Regions from separate parts of the Homo sapiens genome. Here region 1 is linked to region 2. The links are chromatin loops, found by intact Hi-C in ENCODE. Cell type or tissue: heart right ventricle. All regions are shown on one strand. Each heading gives the region's core, and the rest is flanking DNA. Links, peaks and the distances in the headings are about the cores only.

The links. A loop is a pair of places that touch in the nucleus more often than their neighbours do. Peaks named below come from ENCODE experiments on the same cell type or tissue, not always from the same donor. Only the 100,000 strongest peaks of a DNase experiment are listed, where the experiment ranks them.
Region 1: it touches region 2 in a loop (7-fold over the local background); 19 of 110 quality-filtered maps call a loop at or near these places.

What each region holds. Positions count from the first base shown.
Region 1 is chr12:15,226,000-15,228,919 of GRCh38, reverse strand. No RefSeq gene overlaps it. Among named protein-coding and RNA genes, the nearest start is that of RERG, 6.0 kb to the right of the region's middle. In heart right ventricle, for the core only: a CTCF peak has its summit at 1,662 (motif pointing left); a DNase peak (open chromatin) is centred at 1,679.
Region 2 is chr12:15,526,093-15,529,012 of GRCh38, reverse strand. It overlaps PTPRO (protein tyrosine phosphatase receptor type O), which reads right to left. Exons shown (of 27, transcript NM_030667.3): 12 at 2,751-2,871. Among named protein-coding and RNA genes, the nearest start is that of PTPRO, 210 kb to the right of the region's middle. RefSeq lists enhancers at 2,658-2,727, 2,256-2,920. In heart right ventricle, for the core only: no CTCF peak of the experiment used is centred there; a DNase peak (open chromatin) is centred at 1,709; H3K27me3 peaks cover 390 bases.

The DNA.
Region 1 (2,920 bases), core at 124-2,623, 300 kb after region 2:
GCCAAATCCCTCAATATGTAAGAAATTTATAACAGCATAACTTAATTTCTACCTCTTACTTTGTTTCCTACTGTCATATATTTTACTTCCAGAAATTATAAACCCACAAGACTTTTTTTTTTTTTTTTTTTTTTTTTTGAGACGGAGTTTCACTCTTGTTGCCCAAGCTGGAATGCAATGGCGTGATCTCGGCTCACTGCAACCTCCGCCTCCCGGGTTCAAGTGATTCTCCTGCCTCGGCCTCCGAAGTGGCTGGGATTACAGGCATGTGCCACTACGCCCAGCTAGTTTTGTATTTTTAGTAGAAACGGGTTTTCTCCATGTCGGTCAGGCTGGTCTCGAACTTCCAACCTCAGGTGATCTGCCCGCCTCGGCCTCCCAAAGTGCTGGGATTACAGGCATGAGCCACCACGCCTGGTAAAGACATTTTTATACTTGTGGTTTTCATTGGTTAATATTCATTTATTTTTACCCATTTATTTACCCTATCAGGAGTTGCTGCCACTACTAGAATTTTTTGGTTTTGCTTCCATCTGAAATCATTTTTTTCATTGTTCTGCTGACAATCAATAAACTATCTCAAATTTTGTCTGAGAATGACTTATTTCAACAAATACAGAATTCTAGCTCAGCACTTTGAAGACGCCTTTTCATTGTCCTAGGTTTTCCACAGTTTCTATTGAGAGGCTATAATCCATTTTTACTGTATTTTTTTCTTAAAAACTGTGTGTCTTTTTTGTTTTTTTTCTGTAGGTGTTTTTAGTATTTTCTCTGTATTTTGCTGATCAGTAAGTTGATGTATGCATGTAGGTTTAGCTTTCTTTTTATTTACCTTGCCTGGGGTTCATGAAACATCTTGAATTGAGGGATTACTACCTTTCATTAGATTTGCAAAATTTTCAGCTATTATTTCTTCAACTATTGCTTTTATCTCATCCTTTCATTCTTCTCTTTCTAGAACTCCAATTACATGTGTGTTATGACTTTTGATCATGTTCTACATTTTTCATTCTCTGTTTTGATCTTTCCATTGTTTATTTTTCCTCTGTGGTCCATTTTGGACATTTTCTAATGACAGATCGTTGGATTTACTATTCTGTCTTCCAATCTTTCAATCTACTGTTAAACCCTTCAAATGGGTTCTTAATTTTAAGTATTTATTTATAGTTCTAAAGTTTTTATTTGATCCTTTTCATAGTTTCTATTTCTCTGTGAAATATCCCCAAATGGATAAAAATATGATAAATACTTTATATTTTTATCTGTCTTTGTCCATTATTTCCTCTGTTGGTTTTAACATAATAATCCTAGCGATTTTGAAGTCTTCATCTAATTACTTCAATATATAGACATCTATCTTGTATTTTTATCTCTTGAGTATTGATAAATTTTATGTGCTTCTTGCCTATCTGGAAATGTTTATTGTCTATGTTATGAACTGAATGTTTGTGTGCCCTCAAAATGCATATGTTGAAGCCATATTCTTAGTGTGATTTTATTTGGAGATAGAACCTTTCCAAAAAAGAATTAAGGTTAAATGAGGTCATAAGGATGGATCAGATCCAATAAGACGAATGTCCTTATAAAGAGAAACACTGGAAAGCTCTCTTTGTCTCTCCACACACTCATACAGAGGAAGTCGTGTGAGCACATAAAGAGGGCCGCCTGCTGGCCAAAAGAAGAGGCTTCAGAATGAAACTTTCTTGGACTTCTTAACCTCCATAAATGTGAGAAATATATTTCTGTTGTTTAAGTTACCCATTCCGGGGTACTTTGTCATGGCAGCCTGAGCAGACTAATTCAGTAGGTTTGACATTGTAGATGATGGTTATACAGGCTCTGGATCCTGTTAACTTTTTCAAGAGTGTTGTATTTTGTTTTGGCAGGCTGTTAATTTGCTGGTGGATTAGATTGCTCCTGTAAAGGTCTCATTTTAGTCTCTGTTGTAGGGGGTTGTCTTTCAGATCCACCCTTAGTCCCAGGTTACAGCCCTTCTGCCTAAGGCATTAATGGTCCTCACTCCTACTTCACAAAGATTTCTGAACGCTGACTGGGCTGAAACTCGGATGTCTTCTCAGCACTCAGAGAACTCTGTAATTCACATCTTGGGATTCAGGAGCTTTCAGACTTTAGGCAGCTGTTCTTTTTTTTTTCAGTCCTTTTTTTTTTTATTACACTTTAAGTTTTAGGGTACATGTGCACATTGTGCAGGTTAGTTACATATGTATACATGTGCCATGCTGGTGCGCTGCACCCACTAACTCGTCATCTAGCATTAGGTATATCTCCCAATGCTATCCCTCCCCCCTCCCCCCACCCCACCACAGTCCCCAGAGTGTGATATTCCCCTTCCTGTGTCCATGTGATCTCATTGTTCAATTCCCACCTATGAGTGGGAATATGCGGTGTTTGGTTTTTCGTTCTTGCGATAGTTCACTGAGAATGATGATTTCCAATTCCATCCATGTCCCTACAAAGGACATGAACTCATCATTTTTTATGGCTGCATAGTATTCCATGGTGTATATGTGCCACATTTTCTTAATCCAGTCTATCATTGTCGGACATTTGGGTTGGTTCCAAGTCTTTGCTATTGTGAATAATGCCACAATGAACATACGTGTGCATGTGTCTTTATAGCAGCAAGATTTATAGTCCTTTGGGTATATACCCAGTAATGGGATGGCTGGGTCAAATGGTATTTCTAGTTCTAGATCCCTGAGGAATCGCCACACTGACTTCCACAATGGTTGAACTAGTTTACTGTCCAACCAACAGTGTAAAAGTGTTCCTATTTCTCCACATCCTCTCCAGCACCTGTTGTTTCCTGACTTTTTAATGATTGCCATTCTAAGTGGTGTGAGATGGTATCTCATTGTGGTTTTGTGTGAGATGTTATCTCATTGTGGTTTTGATTTGC
Region 2 (2,920 bases), core at 279-2,778:
CTCTTGCATTTCTTGTATGACAGGTCTGGTAGTGGTGAATTCTTTCATCTTTTGTTTTTCTGAGAAATACTTTATCTTTCCTTCATATTTGAAGGACAATTTTGCTGGATACATTATTCTTGGATGGCAGTTTTTTTTCTTTGAGCACTGTAAAAATGTTCTTCCTCATGGCCTGTACAGTTTGTTGCCAGGTGAATTGCAGCTTGTTTACCTGTTATTTGCTCCTTTTCTCTTGATGCTTTCAGGATCTTCTCTTTGTCCTTGACCTTTGAGAGTCTGAGTATTATACGCTTTGGGGTGATTTTATTTGAGTGGTATCTGTTTGGTATTCTCAGACCCTCATGAACCTGGCTATTTGTACCTGTCTCAAGTTTTGGAATGTTTTCTATTATTATTTCTTTCAGTAAACTTCCTTATTCAGCTCCCCCTTGAATACTAATAATTCTTATGTTTGATCTTTTAAGGTTTTTTTAATACCTTTTTTTTTTTTGACAGATTCTTGCTCTGTCACCCAGGCTGGTGTGCAGTGGTGCGATCTCGGCTCACTGCAAGCTCCACCTCCTGAGTTCACATCATTCTCCTGCCTCAGCCTCCCGAGTAGCTGGGACTACAGGCACCCGCCACCATGCTGGCTAATTTTTTTTTTTTTTTTGTATTTTTATTAGAGACAGGGTTTCACCATGTTAGCCAGGATGGTCTTGATCTCCTGACCTCGTGATCTGCCCGCCTTGGCCTCCCAAAGTGCTGGGATTACAGGTGTGAGCCACCGTGCCCAGCCTTTTTTTTTTAATATCTTATAGTCAGACTTCACTTACTTTCAGTCTTATTTTTCTTTTTTCTCCTCCAATGGTGTATTTTCAGATAGGCTTTTAGCTCCCTGAATCATTCCACTCCTTTGTCCATTCTGCTGTGATGTGTTTTTCAGTTCAGCAAACGTATTTTCCAGTACCAAGAATTTGTTTGATTTAAAAATTTCTCTGATAAATTTCTGAATTGCTTTTCTGTGTTTTCCTGGACATCACTGATTTTCCTTAAACTGTATTTTGAATTCTTGTTCAGAGAGCTCACAGATCACCATCTTGTTAGGGTCAGTCATTGGATTTTTGCTTTGTCCTTTTCCTGGGTAGCGTGGGCGGGTCACAGTTCCCTGTTTGATGTTGTTTCTTATGGGCATAGAACTATGTCTTTGCATTAAATAATTAACTATTTAGTCCACTTTCCTTTGTCTGCCTTGCCTTGTTTTGTCTTTTATTGGCTATGTTTGCCTAGCAAATATTTACCACTAGATCACTGCCTACATTTCAGCTCTAGGTGGCACCTTAAGTCCAGATTTGCCTTGGCTCTGCCTGTCCTGAAAAAGAAAGGTCTTAAAGGAATTATCCTGGCAGTGTGTCAAAGTTAGCTGGGGGGCTCATGCCCAAGGGACCTGTGAAATGTACCTCCTACAGTATGGTGCTGCTGAACAGCCACTCTGATTTGGTGTCTCCTTTGGCCAAGTTACAGAGCAGAGTTGCTGGGACTGGGAATGGTAGTTCCATCTCATCTCTTTGTTTCTGCCTATCCTCAAGCTATTTCTCCCTTCAGGCAGTCACGATGCTTCCTGTGGGTTAAGGCAAGGACAGATTTCCTGCCAGGGAGCCCAAGATAGTGGGGAAACTAGTTGACTACCTCAACCTCACTTTTTCCAGTGTAGAAACATGAGTTGGCAGAAGATTTTCTGCACACTTGTTGCCAGGCAGAATCGCGGGGGAGGCGTCACGAATGTGGAAGCCTGATTCTCCTACCATCTGCCCAGAGTATTTTCACTTCTCTATGGCTCTGGAATCGGTCGCATCCTCGTATTTGAGTTCTGGGTTGTTGCTGGTGAAAATCTCAGAGTGTATATTTGCTTTTGGTTTTCTGTTGGGTAGAGGGGAGTGAAGCCAGCTTGCTTCTATGCTGCCATTTATAAACTTTTGGTGTGTTGTCCCTACTTTAATTAAAATTATTTCCATCTTTCTCTCATTATATGAAAATATATCTCATCTTTTAGTACTTATTTTAACTCTAGTTTTTATTCTAGTATCTACCTGTATCTATGCTTGTTTAGTTATTTGTTATCAATTTATATTAACTTGTTCATTTCTTTGCTTATTTTTATACTTCTTATATGAAGGACTAATGATCTTTTTATTTCTTATAAACCCCAACTTATTCATTTTAATTATATCTAGGCATCAGGTAATTTCATTATGTCTTTTAGAGTAGTTGTGTCTGACCATATATTTAGGAAATCCATATTATTTTATTATAAATTAGTTTCTTTTTGTCTTGATTTTATTCTGGAGTTGGGAAACTATATAAAATTTAAAAAATCAATATGTAGATTTTTAAATCCATTACTATTTAAGATATTAAAGAGAGCATTACATAATATTAATATGAAAATAGAATGTTGTCTTATAGGGTTGTGAACACTGCATTAGATAATCTCTAATGTGCTTCCATCTCCAAAATCCTATGACTACCTGGTTTCTTTAACCTTACAAAGAACAGCGAACACCACTGTTTCCCAGAACAGTATACAACCCACTCACAGAAACTTGTACCAAGTTGAACATACCCTTTTGCTAGTACAAATGTCTATTTTCTACTCATAAAAAATTAGCCATTTTTCTGTTATTATTTCATTGAATTGAGGAGCTCTTGCTGAATCGAATGATGCAAACATTAGTGATTATTTCACACCCATCTCTGTGCACTCTTCTTACCTAGCTTGACAAGGCGGAGCATGGAGGTATTACTTCCTCTTTCAGTACAAGCAGTTACTGAGAGGTTATAGATGTCGCCTGGAGGCAAGCTGAGAATTGCAGTCATGACATTGCGTGTTACCTGCAAGATCATCAAAATCAAGGGTTTAAACTTTTAGTGAATGAATCAG